2 separate regions of the Mus musculus genome follow, and region 1 is linked to region 2. The links are chromatin loops, found by intact Hi-C in ENCODE. Cell type or tissue: heart. All regions are shown on one strand. Each heading gives the region's core, and the rest is flanking DNA. Links, peaks and the distances in the headings are about the cores only. Region 1 holds the start of Ap5z1 (adaptor-related protein complex 5, zeta 1 subunit). Region 2 holds the start of Gm31068 (a long non-coding RNA gene).

The links. Peaks named below come from ENCODE experiments on the same cell type or tissue, not always from the same donor. Only the 100,000 strongest peaks of a DNase experiment are listed, where the experiment ranks them.
Region 1: it touches region 2 in a loop (6-fold over the local background); 2 of 42 quality-filtered maps call a loop at or near these places.

Annotation. Positions count from the first base shown.
Region 1 is chr5:142,459,907-142,468,192 of GRCm38, reverse strand. It overlaps Foxk1 (forkhead box K1), which reads right to left. Exons shown (of 9, transcript NM_199068.2): 9 at 6,178-8,286. It overlaps Ap5z1 (adaptor-related protein complex 5, zeta 1 subunit), which reads right to left and starts at 4,262. Exons shown (of 17, transcript NM_172725.2): 1 at 4,058-4,262; 2 at 1,801-1,935; 3 at 1,517-1,703; 4 at 407-551; 5 at 63-172. The coding sequence starts at 4,098. In heart, for the core only: no CTCF peak of the experiment used is centred there; DNase peaks (open chromatin) are centred at 4,272, 4,982, 5,444 and 5,884; H3K4me3 peaks cover 1,865 bases; H3K27ac peaks cover 1,740 bases.
Region 2 is chr5:142,363,830-142,372,156 of GRCm38, reverse strand. It overlaps Gm31068 (a long non-coding RNA gene), which reads right to left and starts at 6,487. Exons shown (of 2, transcript XR_377177.3): 1 at 6,318-6,487; 2 at 4,957-5,132. In heart, for the core only: CTCF peaks have their summits at 4,172 and 4,382 (motif pointing right); a DNase peak (open chromatin) is centred at 4,806; H3K4me3 peaks cover 2,644 bases; H3K27ac peaks cover 2,982 bases.

The DNA.
Region 1 (8,286 bases), core at 1-8,000, 96 kb before region 2:
ACATACCCAGCCTGTGAGGGAGCATTTGTCATTTCAACTCCGCTGAAGCAGTGGGGACTCACCTGCCGGGTCCTGGGTGTGGAGAAGAAGCCCCCTGAGTACGGAAGCCCCTGCTGGATGCTGGCGTAGCGAAGCCAGTCCACCAGCCTTTTGCTGAGCAGGTTGGTCTGGTCTGCAGGAGGAGAAGGGTACAGTGTGTGTGTGTATGTGTGTGTATGGGGGAGGGGGGGAGAGTTAAACCCCCAGACTCCCAGGTAGTGCTGAGTTTGTTCAAGAGAAATTGGGGCTCAACAGAACCCAACACCATGGGTGCAACCTGGTAAGCTATGCAGGCTTCTCCAGACAGCTCAACCCTCCCCCCACCACACCCTATAGTATAGCCGCTGTGGGAAGATGCGTCCAGTACCTTCCATGAGGATGCCCGGGGCAAGGCCAATGACCTTGGACAGGATGGGGAGGAGGGGCCGGACACTGGGCCCCTCAGGCTGCCGGTTCTCGAGGATCTTGAAGATGCGCTGGCTCACACATCTGATCTCTCCTTTTCTGTCTCCCTTCAAAGCAGGACAGGGAGCTGAGGACACGGTTCAGCTGGCAAAGCGAATGCCTTTCCAGCTCATGGACCTGAGTTCAATCCCCAGAGAGAATCTGGAAAGTACACTAGAGTCGCTCTTCGAGTGCAGGGACCATCTGTTCAGGAATGTCACATGGGCAGCCCAGGCTCTAAAGTTGGACTTAGCTATCAACAGAGACTTGGTGTGTGTGCACACTGGAGCATGTGTATATTATGTGTGCACCCATGAGACAGGAGAGGGCAGGGGGGCTATGCACACTTGAGATACTCATTAGACCATCCGAGGGGGGCTGGAGAGATGAGATGGCTCAGCGGGTAAGAGCACTGACTGCTCTTCCGAAGGTCCTGAGTTTAAATCCCAGCAACCACATGGTGGCTCACAACCATCTGAAATGAGATCTGATGCCCTCTTCTAGTGCATCTGAAGACAGCGACAGTGTACTTAGATATAATAATAAATAAATCTTTAGGCCAAGCCGGGCGTGGTGGTGCACGCCTTTAATCCCAGCACTCAGGAGGCAGAGGCAGGCGGATTTCTAAGTTCGAGGCCAGCCTGGTCTACAAAGTGAGTTCCAGGATAGCCAGAGCTATACAGAGAAACCCTGTCTCGAAAAACCAAAAAAAAAAAAAAAAAAAAAAAAAATCTTTAGGTCAGATCAAGAGGGGCCGACTGGAGTGAGCAACCTTCATTCCCAGCAACCACATGATGGATCACAACCATCAGTACAGCTACAGTGCATTCATATACATTAAATTAATCAATAAATCAATCAATCTTTAGACCATCCAAAGGAATGGGCACCAAGCTGACTGGGTCGCTGTAGCACACAGATACATGGAGGGACGCAAACCAGCTTGCTGTATTCCTGAGACCTCCCAGAACCACCAGAAACAGACGCCACTCACCCACTACCCCACCAACCCCAATGGTGGCAATTGTCTTACCTGGGCCAAGAGCACAGAGGCCACAAGGCTAAGCTGCCGGGTGTTTGGGGTGTGATCACAGGACAGGGCCAGGTCGTTAAAAGGTGACATCTCTCTCAAGATAGCAGCACAGAGGACCTGGAGCTGCTCAGGGCTGGCAGGCAAGCAGAGAGTGGTCTGTAACAGGTCCACACACATCTTCTCCAGCCTGGAACGCAAGATCTATGTCAAGAACACTGGCATCTCAGGAAAGCTGGCTGGGACCTGTCTGGAGGATGCACAGGGGTCCAGGGCTGCTCACTCACCTACGGGGGTACTTGGTGGCTGAGACGATGAGGAAGAGTCTCTGCAGGGCATCCACGGTGGCTGGTCCTGGGGCTTCCTGCAGCAGCTTAGTGACCCGGGAGCAGAAACGCCGTAGCTCCTCATCCTGGATTTCCCTAAGGAAGGAAGGGGGACCACAGCGCTGACCCACGCCCCTAGTGGGGGACAGAGAAGGCAGGGAACAGTCACCCAGGCTCACAGTGCCTGCGGGTGATTTTATAGGACCTGGGGCACAGACAGGTTCCTCCCCTGGGACTGAGACGCAGCACCCCCAGTTTCCTAGTGGTACCCATTAATGGTGAGGCGTACAGCTTTGTTCTGTTGCTCCCGTGGCAAAAAGAAAACACTGTTTTTTAAGGCTTTGCTTTTTGAGACAGGGCCTCACTTTGTAGCCCAGGCTAGCCTGGAGCTTGCAGCAATCCTCCTGCCTCAGCTTCTCCGTGCCAGTAAAAGGTTTTATGAGTCTTTCAAAAGTCAGGGATATTTAGTCCAAGCTGCCTCTCCTCTTACCCTAGAGTCTTGCAATGTAGCCCAGGATGGCCTTGAACTTACTACATAGCCCAGACTCAAACTCTTGATCCCCTTTCCTTATCTTCCCAAGGTGTTTGCCTGGCTCCCCCCACCCCCAGGGCCTTACATAATAAGGAAGTACTCTCAACTTCAAAGGCAGCACTCACACGTGTTGAAAGCCGCTTCCCTGAGCCTTGGGAGAAGAGCAATGCAAAGCTTCCACACTGAAGAGCAAAGACTCCCGGCTGTAAGACTGTAAGAAAGCCTGAGATGTCGCTGGCCTAACACAAACACTCTAGGACTGAGCCGGGCTTCAGTGTGGAAATGTGTTTCCTTGCTTCTATTCCAAGCTTAAAAGGAAGGAAAAGAGGTGGAAGGGGTGCCTGCCTACATGCATGCTGGGTTCCTTCCCAGCACCACAAAATAAAGGGCCATGATGAAGGAATTGCCCAGCGTGGTGGTGGCGCACGCCTTTAATCCCAGCACTTGGGAGGCAGAGGCAGGTGGATCTCTGTGAGTCTGAGGCCAGCTTGGTCTACAGAGTGAGTTTCAGGGGCCACACAGTAAAACTCTGTCTCAGCCATCTCTAAATAAATAAATAAATGGATCAGTTGTCTGTGGGCGCTGAGGAAGAGAGCCCCCAACTTCCTAAATCATGGCTGACAGTCCCACTATGGTGTCCTGACAGGGCTGATGGTTTGCAAACTGCCCCCATTTTGAGCCTGTCTGTCAGGTACTTGAACTTGGTTCTGCACTGTCTCTGCAGGTACCACATGTCCCAGGCCGAGGAAGGTCTCCAGTAGCTTTCCTACCACCCTCGCCTGCTTTGTTTCCTGCATCCTCCACCCAGAGTCTTATTGAGGCACCTAGAGAACAGGCTGGGTGAGCAAAAGGAGATACAAATGGCCCAGGGTTGTACCCAACTGGGGCAGTGATAAACCACAGATGCTATGAGACAGGATAGCGTTATTTTTGTGTTGGCATGAAAAGGTTACTGCTTAAAAATGAAAAGTACCCACCCAGTACTGAAGGCAAAGGAGGGCTGTGGGCCCATGGGGAGACTGTGTGGCTGGGTCACCAACCATTTTCCTAATAGATCTTAAGAAAACTGTCTTTGTTTTTTAATTTATTACATTTATTTATGTACATGTTGGGGTGCTCGAGTGGAGATCCAAAGACAACTTGCTGGAGTTGATTTTCTTCTTCCTCCCCGAGCCCCGGGGGTCGAATCGAGAGAGTCAGGCTTGGTGGCAAGGTCATTTACCTATTAAGTCCCTCTGTCTTCGGAGTACTGTCTTGTTCGTAGACTCCAGACTTTTAACTCTTTCAGGCTCTGGGAGATCCCAGAGATCTTAACCATTCTAAACTTTCCCCACGAGTGGCCCAGCTCAGAGTCCAGATTTGTCCCTTTGCATTTTCAGTTTACCAAATGCATCAGGTCTGGGCTTCGGGTAGTCGTTTCCTTCGCTGAATCACGTACCACCAAGTCTTGGGCTGGCTATTTGGGAAAGAACCTAGACTCTCAGTGCAGGGTCAGCACTAGCATGGACCCAGACACGATGAGGAGGATCCCTTAGCTGAGTTGTGCGCCTCACATTCCACGCAGGTCGCCCTGAGCCCCGGACCCGGCGCCACACGGAGACCCGAACCGTGCAGCGGGACCACCGCCTCCCCGCTCCTCCCCGGCTTCGTCTCACGCCCCGTGGCCCCAGCCCCAGATCGGCAGACCTGGCCTGGTGCAGCAGACTTTCCGCGCCCGCCGAGAACATGCCGACACGGCTCCAAGCCCACCAGTGCCCGAAACGTTGCCGCGGACTTCCGGGATCGTGTCACATGACGTGTCATGTGACCGGACTGTGTCTGCCCTCTTTCGCCCCACCTCTTACCCCCGCCACCACCCTCCCGCGTCCTGGCTGGATCACGTGGGAGAATCTGGAGCGCTAGCTGACGGCTTCCGGTGCCACACCACGTGGGAGGGCCATCCCTCCCACTCCCCCGCGCAAAAGACAGACCAGCTTCCGGTCCTGCGGCAGGTGGGCGGGGCGGGGCGGAGGCCTTGGCCAAAATATTGCAGTACAGAAGCCAGTTCCCGCCTAGCTCCTGGGCTTCTCTCCACGTCAGTCAGCAGCCAGGGAGTCATGGAACCGTGGTCCTTGGAACCCAGAACTCCTGGCTCCGAAACAGTTTCCTTTGATCCCGGAACTGCCAGTGGTAGACTCTAGACCTGGAGAGACTAGGCAGGCACATAGTTTAGCAGTAGGGTGACTAGATTTACCCCAGTGAGAGGCTGGGGGCGCGACTTGGTGGCAGAGAAAGAACATCCTTAGCAAAAGCTGTATGGCAGACACGTTTTATAAATTCTGTCAGGCTCTTTGCTGCAGAAATACCCAATGTCTTGCTAGTCTTGGGTTTTAAGATGAGGCCCTGGCACTATTCACCTATTTGGGTTGGGAGATGGGTGCCTATTGCACACACAGAAAAAGGAAACTGGTAGTAGACTGAGGAGCTGTCACAGTGGGAAAGACACTTGGACCCGTGTCTTTCTGGCTCTTGCCAATCAATACCTAGTGCTCATGGCCTAGTAATAAGCAAGGCTTCAGGGAGAAACGGGCAGAAGTAGAAACGGCTCAGCTGGTAAAAGTGAACATGAGTACCTGAGTTCCATCCCTGGGTGGCCATATAAAAATAAAACCCACACTTGCAGTCCCAGCACTGAGGAAGTGGAGATCGGAGTATCCCTAAGGGTTGCTGGCCGGCCCTAGCTTACTTGGCAAGTCCCAGGCCAACGAGAGATTCTGTCTCAGAGAAGAGGTAGGGCAAGAAAGAAGACTCAGAACCTGAAAGTGATTGACACACAGGCCTGACAGGCTGAGTTTGGGTCCTCAGAAGCTACATAAAACCTGAGCCCAGTAGTGTAAGGATTTGTAATCCCAGCACACCTACAGGAGATGGAGGAGGCAGGAGACTCTCCTGAGGCTGGAGGATAAGCCGCCCTGGCTTATGAGATGGTAAAGAGAATCTGTCTCAGACAAGGTGTAAGTAGCCATGAGGGTGGGCACCTGAAGGCTGTCCTCTGATCTGCTCACGTCTCCTGTGGCCAGTGTACATATGCCTATGCCTCTGCATGTGAACACACACCCCACTTGAGGAACAGCAGCTGAGGTTGTCCTCTGCCTCCACACAAATACACACACAGGTGCAGTCACACCCAAAAACATGTACACAGAAAAAAGGGACAAGTGGGTTGTTTCTCACCTGGCTGAGTGTCAGGATGAATGCCAGGGGCTCTGAGGCAGCCGCCATGGGGTGGTGGCTTGAGTGAGAATGGCTCCCATGGGCTCATATACTTGAATGTTTTGACCCCAGTTGGTGGAACTGTTTGGGAAGGGTTAGGGGGTGTGGCCTGCAGTCAAGTGCCCAAAGCATCCCCCATTAGCTCAACTCTGTCCTGCAGCGGCTGTCTCAATATGTAAACTCTCAGCTACTGCCCCAACCCTATGCCTGCTTGTCTGCTGCCACGCTCCCTGCCACAATGGTCATAGACTCTAACCCTCTGGAACTTCGAGCTGCAAATTAAATGCCACCCCCTTTGTCACACCCTGGCCCAGCGGTGGACCTGTGTCAAAAGTCAGGGGAGATGGGCTAGCTCTTGCCATCTGTACACCATCTTGCATCCTTGGAGCTCAGGCACCGGCAAGACTCTACCTCACCCCATGGCTTCCTGGACTGCACACCTGGGAGGCATGCAAGGAAACACCTGGGGACCAGAAGCAGTAGTGCGTGTCCAGGCTATCTATTGGTCTGCCCTTCACAGTCACCCACTCCCAGGGACCACTCATACCCTTGGGTACATCTCTTTAATATATAATTTTTATTTCTGGTTATAGAAACAAATGCTAAGAGGAGAAAACAGAGCTTCCCCACCCACATACAACAACCGAATAGATAAAAGAACAGTTCAAATGAATGAAAAAGAAAGTAGAAATTTCCACTTTGTTATAGCTTTAAAACATTAACGTCTAATAATAGTTAGAAATCACATTCAGGTGTCAAAACTTTTTGTTTAAAAAAAGGATGGTTCTGTTATAAAAAAATACTGTATCCCGTTTGAAATGAACGCCCAGGTGTTGCTGCTTGGTGTGTGGGTCCGCAGGCCTTTCTTACCCCTGCCTCCAGAGTGGGACCTTCGCTCACTGAGGTGGGGCACGTCCCATCTCTGGAACTCGGATTCCCATCGTATTGGGTACCACTGCTTTTAAAGCACTAAGTGTTAAACATATCATGAAAATACTTGACAGCCACTGTAAAAAATGAAACAAAACAAAATCACACATGCTCTCACGCACGCACACACACACATACTCCCTGAAGACCCTCCCCCAATTACTTTTACAGAATTATCATTCAGTTAAGAAAAAGAACCGCCTCACTATTGGCTTTAGCCCCTCCCTCACACGTGCACAGCTGCTGCCCGCCCCCCCCAAGAACACAGCAGAATCCAAGGAGAGACCTGGAAAACAGCTAGGGTCACCCCTCCCCACCCCCACCACCTTTTCCCAGCCTAAGAATCAAGCTAAGGTATTATCAGGGATCCCAAATGCCCCTCCCACCCAGGAAGGACGTTAAGAGGAGACTATGGGAGAGAGGGACCAAATTGAAAATATTAGATTTTTGAATTCCCAGTTTTACCAATTAAAAACAAAAGTTCTAAGCCAGCAAATTCAGACTCAGAAGCCAAGGTGCCATTTGGATACATACAGGACAGAGAACATGAACATTCAGTGGGTCACGGAGCTCAGAGTCAGCCAGTCCCAGGGACACAGGGGACAGTGCTGAGGTTGCTCTAATGGTGGTAAGTGCTTCACATATGGGGTTGTGGACCACACCTGGCCACTGTCTGCACTCAGGCTTTTGGGGTGCCTGGGCCCCAGATTCCTCCACACTGGTCACCTGTGAGTAGTCACAGGAACAGGATTCCAGAGGTAAAGCAGCAGGCCCTTCTAGTCCTCTAACTCTCACAAGGCAGGTGTGCGTGTGTGTGTGTGTGTGTGTGTGTGTGTGTGTGTGTGTGTGTGTGTGCGTGCACACACAGACAAGGACTTAGGGGAAGAGGTCCTGGGGGCCCTAGGCAGCCTGTGTTTGACAGCTTAGCCCAAGTACAGAAACACATGCTTTTCATTGTGACTGAAGCACTCTAAGTATTTTGAGAGAGAGAGACACACACACACACACAGAGACAGACAGACAGACAGACTCCTCACTGAGGGATCTTTACCACTGCTGGCTCGGCACCAGCTGTGAGGGCAGCCCTCAGCCTCCAGTCCCACCGGCTTACCTCCCCTTAGCTCTTACCAAACTGCTCTCCCTCTAGCTGGCCGCTTCCTCCCTTCGAGCATCCTCTGTCCTGCCTCGTGCCCAGATGGTACCTCTGGAGAAGGCATGCGGCTGGCCTCATCTGTGGGACAGGCCTGCCCAGGCTGTTATGCCCCGTGCCCATGGGGGGGAGTGTGTGTGTGGGGGGCAGGTTCTAGAATGTTCCCTGCAGTAGAGCTGAGGCCTGATAGAGGGAACCTTGGAGCAGTGAGGCAATGCAGAGGAGCAGCCAGGACCACTCAGGGGGCTTTTGTTCTTCACCACGAGTAGAAAACCTACTTTTCCTAAGGAAACATCTGTGGTTGGTTCAAAAATGTTCCCTTGCCAAGCAGCTGTGACGTTAGGGGTTAGGGAGGGCAGAGAGAGAGAGAGACGTGCCATATGCCAGTCTGTGGGGGCACCTAGGCCACACCCTGCTGTGTCACCAGTGTAGCAGCTTTTGGTACAGAAACAAACAAACAAAAAAAGACAAAACGCAAACAGCGCTGGGCCATGGTAGCATGTAGGCCATCACCCCAGAAATTCAGGAAGCTGAGGCAAGAGGACTGGGAGTTCAAGGCCAGCCTGGGCAGCTTTGTGAGTCC
Region 2 (8,327 bases), core at 253-8,252:
AGGAAGTGAGATTTTTGTTTCTTTTTTTGCCTATGCTCTCATTGTGTACCTAAAAAAAACCAAAAACATTCAATCGGGTCTTTTTGATTTCTAAAAAGACAAGGGAGGGGTTGTGAGGGCCCTCCCTCACCCAGGCTGCTTTCCTAGAGTTCACAGGGCTTTTGGTCACGTCCGTCTGCTCCCCCTCCTTCCGTCCTTCCGTCCAGTCAGGCTTCTCTTGTTTGTTTGTACGAGTCTAGGAGGCCCAAGGATCTATGCGGTTGGCAGAGAGAGGGGTTTGTGGGCTGAAATCTTTCTGCTTGGGTCTCCGCAAAGCTCTTCCTGCTTAGAAAAGAGGTTTTTGTGTGTCTCCCTTTTTTGGCCTCTGAGGCACGGGGGTGGGGGTGGGGGGCGGGGGTGATTAATAGAAGGCTACCTCAAGATTTCAATAGGGCCACAGCGTGAGCTCCCAGGGCCGGCAGGGCCTTTGTTCCGCAGAAATCTGCGATAAAGCCTTGGTGGCTGCCTGCTTGCAACCCGGGGTCCTCGTTCTGTCTGTGCCAGGCCAATCTCACGACCTGAGCAGCTTGGGAAGGTCGGGGCTAGAGCTGGAGCACAACAATTCTAGATTTCTTTTGTGAGACCCCACAGAGGGGAGATCGTGTGTGAGGGTGGGACTGGTCACCCTGAGAGTCCTGGGTAAAGGGGACAGGCAGCTCCTTCCCTGGGTTTCTGTGATAGAAGTGTGCCAGAAAAAAATGAAGGCCTATGAATGGGACACAAGACACAGGGCTCCCAGCACTGCTAACCTTCAGACAGGGTGTGAGGTCAGCCTAATACCACAACAGAAGCTTTCGCTTGCGCGGACCTGAGGGCTCATGGGAGGTGATGAGACTCGATGGTGTTAGACAGCAACAGCAAGGGAGACATTAGTCAGCAGGTGGGATGGGTCCCTCCTGGGTGTAAAACGTACTTCTTGGAGGTTAAATAGGGGTCATTAGAAGTTATTATGGTCCATGAAAGCAAGGATCAAATGGGATATTTAATTTTTTTTTCTTTTTTCCTCTCTCTTTTTTTTCTCTCCCTCTCCCTCTCAGTGTTGAGGACTGAACCCAGTGTTTCTGGCATGCTAGGCAGGTGCTCTACCACTGAGCCACACCCCAGTCCCTCCCTGGGAGATTCTAGGCAGGGGATCTACCACTGAGCCACACCCCAGCCCCTCACTGGGGGATTCTAGGAAGGAGCTCTACCACTGAGCCACGCCCCAGCCCCTCACTGGGGGATTCTAGGCAGGGGCTCTACCACTGAGCCACACCCCAGCCCCTCACTGGGGGAGTCTAGGCAGGGGCTCTACCACTGAGCCACACCCCAGCCCCTCAATGGGGGATTCTAGGCAGGGGCTCTACCACTGAGCCACACCCCAGCCCCTCACTGGGGGATTCCAGGTGGGTGAGCTACTAATGAGCTTCAACCCAATCCTCTTTGACTTTCCTTTTGAGACAAGGTCTTACTAAGTTACCTGGGCAGGTCTTGAGCTCCGGTCACACAGGCAGGCCTTGAAATTGCTGTCCTCCTGCATCAACCTACTGAGTACCAGCCCTGGCTCCTTCCTCCATTTTGGCTCCATGTTGACCTGTAGTCTATCAGAGAATCCTGTCTGTGCTCAGGGTGGTGTCCTTGTCTCAGCGGCTGGACCCCCATATGTCCTCTGGGACACACCCTCACAGGAGTAAGTGTCCTTTACTCATCTCCTAGGCAGCTCAACGTCTGCATACGTTCTGATTATTATGTGTGTGTTTATGAGTGTGGGTACACATAATCTTACAAATGTATGTCCTAATGATGGTTACTACTGTAATAAAAAACCATGACTAAAGCCACGTGGGGAGCAAAGGGTTTATCTGGCTGACATTTCCACATCACTGTTCATCCTCAAAGGAAGTCAGGCCAGGAACTCAAACAGAGCAGGAACCTGGAGGCAGTAGTCGATACAGAGGCCATGGAGGGATGCTGCTTACTGGCTTGCTCCTTGTGGCTTGCCCAGCCTGCTTTCTTATAGAACCTGGGACCACTAGCCCAAGGATAGCACCACCCACAATGGGCTGGGCCCTTCCTTATCAATCACTGAGAACCTCACCTGCAGCCTCGCCAGCCCACATGTAATACAAATGAATGTCTCCTGTACTTTGTCAGCTGCTGTCCACTTACCTTTTATTCTGAGACTGTCTCTTGTTGGTCTGGAACTTGTCAGTTATAGTAGGTTGACCAGCGAGGGGTTATAACCATGATTCACAACACCAGGATGCTTTTAAAAGGTGGGCTCTGGGGCTTGAACTTGGGACTCAACTTTGTAAGGTAAACATTTTAACTGACCTACCATCTCAGCCCAAAATTTGCATACTGATCAGTGTGGGAGTTTGACCAGCTCTGTTTCCAACTTGGCCCATTTATTTCTCCTTTAAAATATCTGGTGCTTCTCTGCTCCTGGGAGGTTACCATTTTGATTAGTGGGGATACCTGCTCAGGAAAGCACAGAACTCCTGGACTCAAGTGATCCTCCTGCCTCAGCCTCCAGAGTAGCTGGTGTGTGCCACTGAGCCTGGCTCAAATTTTGCATGCCCAAGTGTGGAGAGCCGTGAGCAATTGCCATCATGAGCCTCTGCTGTGCCTAACTGGTAAACAAGTAATGTGCGCAGGTGCAAGAGTAAATTCGTGCCAAGTCACTGCCTATCCCGGGGCGTAGTAATGGGATGATGAGTGAGCAGCTAATCAGGAGCTGACACGTCACATGGAGGGGTATATAAGCAGCATCATTTTCCTTGTTCGGGGTTCTTCTTCTTTGGCCTATGCAATCAATGCTCTCCCAATAAACGTGTGCAGAAGGATCCTGTTGCAGCGTCGTTCTTCCTGGCCAGTTGAGCGCGTGCAAGACCCAAGTCTAAACTCCCAGTTTACTTATATGAGTAAATTTGGAGATAGGGTCTCTACAGAAGTGATTCAGGAAAGATGATGTCACCACTTAATTCAATTTTCCTGGTATAAGAGGATTGGGAGGCAGAGGGGGACCCTGTGAGGATAAAGGGAGGAAAGAGCAAATGCCAGCCCAAGAGACAGGCTTCAGTGGGGCCAACTCTTCGGACCCCAAGATATCCAACCTGCAAAACGGGAAGAGAATGAGTCTGTGGTGATGATCACAGTGGTCCACGCTGCCTGCTGAGAGCTGTTCTGTGGATTAAGTAAAAAACTGGGGCCAGTGCAGGGAGGCCTCATGGGATTCCTCTATGACAAAATGCCAGCCATTGTGCCTCTCCCATTTGGGACCCAAAGTGGAATTATCTGATTCCCAGTGGAATTAGAGGGGCTTTATAATGTTATATGACAGACTTTTTCTAGGGAGACGTAACACACACACACACACACACACACACGTGTGCCCACTCACCTCAGAAAGGGAATCTACAACAGACCAAATCAAGGGCCATACCAAATTGCAATCTGGTGAACCAATGAGTTTTTTATTGGGGTCACTTACAAGACAGATGCCATCACTGAAAACTCAGACCATCTAGATGAGTAGCAGGCAGCTCCACCTTCTGAGAAATCTTGCAGTTTCAGCTGACCAGTCTCTTCCCCAAGCAGCTGTTTCCTAATGCTATAAAGCTGAGGAGGGGCCTTTCACAATCTTCTAACTTGCCATTTCTCCAGACATGTGATGCTGTTTTACCTCTGGAATCTCCTGAGCCTCTACCTCCTCCTGCCTCAGCCTCCCAAGTGCTGGGATTGCAGGTGTATTACCAAGCCAGAATACTTGTTTATCTCGTTAAATCTTTTTAGAACAGGGTACAAAGGGCCGCTGAGAAGGCTCAAGTGGGTAAAGGTGCCTGGTGATCGGACTTACATGGTAGACGGAGAGAACTGGCTCAAGTAAGTTGTCTTTTGACCATCACAATAATTGACAAATAGATGTTTCAAATACTAGTATAGTGGCATAAAGTTTACAAAGGCAGCAACTTAAGAACCAGCCGGCTATTTAACAATCAGCATTAGGTGCCTGGACAGCAGCTCGAGTGTTCAGTAGGCTCTCATAAACACAATCTCGAAGACTAAGTGCTATAATAAAGCGCCTGTAATGTTTTAATAACTTCCTCTTTGAACCGTTCATTTATGACTGACTGTGTCCTGAGTGTGGAATAGGTTACTGCCTGGACCTTCCGGACCCCTACCCGCAGAATGCGTGCTCCTTCATCCACTCATCCATCCCTGGCAAGTCACGTCTTTCCCTGAGGCCCCGCCCACCACACAGCAGCCGCCACGCTTGTGATCGCGGACCACTGTTCCCTCTCCCCGCGTGGGTCAGAAAACGGCGTGCAAGCTCAGCCGGGACACCGGAAGACGCCTGATGCGTCCCTCCGAGCATGCGCGGAGGGCAGCGGGCGCCACTAGGGGGCACTGCGGATCCCGTGGGGGAGGGGCGCGCCGCCGCGCGGGACCACGTGCGCACCACGTGGCGCCCGGCAGTCCGGGGGCTGTGGTAGGGTCGTCCAGGCAGCCATCCCACAGCCCGCGTGGGTGGCGGAAGCCGTTCTCTCCGTCTGCGCCCCGGTGCCCACTGACCTCTGACCTCCGACCTCACTGACTTAGGGTTACCCCTCGCCGCCGGTCGCGCGGTGTGTTTATAAACAGAACTCCCGGTGGGAGCGAAACCGCGGATCGCTGGATTCAGACCCAGGGGAACGGAGCCTCCGCACATGCGCACCGACGGTTGCATACGCGCATGCGCAGAGGATGGGTAGCGGCGGGTGCCTGTCCCCGCCCAGTGCGTCCTTACGCAGTGCCGGCGACTCTTCTGGGAAGTGCGGCCCGGAAGGGGCACTAGTCAGGATCCTGCCTACCTTTTTTGACCATAGTGTCTCCAGTGGACACTGTGAACTGGCAGCTGAGGACGGTGAAGAATCCGATGAGTGCAGCACAAGGAACGACGCTCATGTTACATGTGTTTTATTTCAAAAGTGGGAGGGAATTAACATTATGCGATGAGCCTTGAGGACGTTGTGCAAAAAAGGAGGCACACACCTGTAATCTAGTAGCTCGGGATGCTGAGGCAGGATGGCAAGACCAGACATATCCTGTGAGAACTTGCTTATATGAGGTTCCTGGAGTGGTAAAAGTCAGAAAGTAGGAAAGAGACCTCAGGGATTCGGAAGGAGAAAATGAAAGTGTTTAACACCTGCGAAGTGCCTTGAGTTCTGGGACTGGGTGTTGGTGTTGGTTGAACATTGTGAATGTGCTTTGTGCCACGAGACTGTGCTCAGAATCGGTTAAGGTGTCCCGGCCGTGGCTTAGTGAAGAGAGTGCTTCCTTAGTGTGCACTCCAAGACTGCATAAAGCAGGTGGTGCATGCCTGCAATCCCAGCCTTTGGGGGACAGAAGCACAAGGGTCATTAAGTTAAAGGCTAGATTGGACTATAGCAAGAGACATTGTGAAGTGTCTTGCATGTATTTCATTTCTTAGGTTGGGTCTTGTGGATACCATGCGTTCTTTCTGGGAGCTAAGCGGACATTGGTCTGTTCACTTTGTGACTCCAGCCAGCTCTAACCAGCACCAGGTTTCAGGCCCTGTTAGATTAAGTCTCTTATGTCCCTGACATTAGCCTAGGGAAGCAGCCATCCTTCTCTGTCTTCTCTGGTATGTGTCCATTTTATAAACACATGTCCCTGGTTGCTAAACACTAGGTATTTTGCAAGGAAGCAGGTGACCCACACAGGTAAGGAGTCTCCTCTGCACGGACTTTCTTTCTACTCTGGTGGAGGGCATTGTTGATGAATACAGAAAAATGTCAAGCGGCTACTGTTAGAAGAAAGGGTGATTTTAATATTTTAATTGAGCTTTTTTTTTTTGGTTTTTCAAGACAGGGTTTCTCTGTGTAGCCCTGGCTGTCCTGGAACTCACTCTGTAGACCAGGCTGGCCTCGAACTCAGAAATCTGCCTGCCTCTGCCTCCCGAGTGCTGGGATTAAAGGCGTGCGCCACCATGCCCGGCTTAATTGAGCTTTTATTCACTCACTTTGCATGTGTGTGCCTTCCTGATAGAGAAGGTATTCTGTCTCCATTAAACATTATTTCATTTCTTTTTCTAGACCTTGGTACCTACCATTCTACTTCCTATGAGTGTGTGTGTGTGTGTGTGTGTGTGTGTGTGTGTGGGCAGAGATGTATCACAATGCATGTATAGAGGTCAAAGGACAACTCAGACAAGTCAGTTCTCTCCTCCCACCATGTAGATCCCAGGAATTGAACTCAGGTCATCAGAGTCTCTACCCGTTGTGGGTCTCACTGACCTGTGATCTAATCTTGATCCAGGAGATGGTGAAGAATTTGCTGAGCCTATTCCTTTGCGCTGACACCAGTGTTCATGTGTCACAAAGAGGCAGCTGAGGGAGGGCTGGCGTTCTCCCTTGGGGTTACCATGGAGAGAGAAAACAATCCGTATACAGAGCTCTAGGGCTGGGATCACCTGGCGAGTCTGAAGCATAGGAAAAATAAGTCAAGGGCACGGGAGGAAGGAAGAGGGTGGTGGCGAGATGTGAAGACGGAGAGCCATGCCTCATATGACAATCCACCCCAGTGTGATAACATTGAGTCAGGGGCTCACTGTCTGGGTTGGCTGGCTGGCCAATGAGCCCCAGGGACCTCCACATTGTCCCTAGTGTCCATCTGTGTTTTACATGGGGGCTGGGAATTGAACTCAGGTCTTCACGTTTGAGCAATAAGTGCTTTCCTAAATGAGCCAGCTCCCCAGCCCCTTTCTCGGCTTTGGTTTTGAGATGGGATCTCACTGAGATGCACAGCCTGGACCTTGAACTTGCTCTATAGGACAGGCAGGACTTAAACTTTCAGTTTTCCTGCCTCAACCACTCCAATAGCTGGGACGACTGGCCTGCACCATTGGGCCTGGCTTTGTTTATCTTATTAATGGTTATATTTGCAGCAGCATGTGAAGGCCCTAGCTTCCTCCAGCACTCAGTAAATGCTTGAGGAGTGAGTAGTAGATTTCACAAGGAATCCACTCTACAGTGGATGATACAGAGCCTGTATCATCATCATCTCCTCCTCTTCCTCCTCCTCCAGTTTATTTATTTTAGGCCTGAGTACACTGTAGCTGTCTTCAGACACACCAGAAGAGGGCGTCAGATCTCATTACAGATGGTTGTGAGCCACCATATGGTTTCTGGGAATTGAACTCAGGACCTCTGGGAGAGCAGTCAGTGCTCTTAACCTCTGAGCCATCTCTGCAGCCCCAGGCTCAGAATTCTTAACAGTAGCTTGCAGAGCACATGCTAGGAGCTTTGTAGACGTTCCCAGAACTTTCTACAGCATCCCTTAGACCCATTTATCAGAGAGGAACTAGAGGCTCGGACAGAGAGCCAGGCTCCAAACCATGGGTTGGGTTTGTTGTGATCTGAGAGTCGCTCTACAAACCACACAATTACCAATCTCAGTTAGACAGGGATGGTTTATTGAATGCAAACCCTAATACTAATCAGATCAGGAAAGAAGCTCAGAATGATCTGAACTATGACCCCAAACATCTTTTTCTGTCAGCATATAAAGGGACCCCCCCCAACAAACCCCACAGTGAGCTCATAAGCAGGTACAGGAAGTGCTGCCCAGTGGTCATCTCTGGCTCAAGCCATTTTAGACGTAACAGCTTATAATGACCTTTAATTTGATATGAAGCTTTGTGGAATTTCCTAAGATAAATAGAGCTCAGAACATGCAGAACCTAACAGAATATGTGGTCAGCATGGTCCTGCTCTGAGTCAAGTTATTTTTCTGTGTCAGTGACTGGCAGGCATATTACAGCAATATGGAATAGCTGGCAGGCTTGGAGGAAAATGGCTACAGCTGTGCTGCGCATGTTCACACTCTGGGGCGGTTGGGGGCAGGGGGCAGACCTCAGCAGGGTTGGGTTTCACTGACGAGGACTCTCTGCTTCTCTCTGCCAAACCAGTCACAAGTCAGGTATTGTTCAGTTGTGACGAAGGATCAAAACACACCTCATAACCACAGGTGGCCAAGTGGCCTCATGTGACAAATGACAAAAAGCATTAGGATAAAAACGGAGGAGGTTGTGGCTGTGGCTCAGTTGGTAGAGAGCTTGACTAGCGTGCAGAACGCCTTGGGTTCCATTTCCAGCCCTGCTTGATCTGGTTTTTACCTGGGAGGCAGAGGCAGCAGGATCAGCAGTTCACAGCCATCCTTGAATACGTATCTAGTGACGTCAGCCTGGGGTGCATGTGACGTCATTTAATATAAACCAAAAGGAAGCAGGGCATACTAGTGGCTCA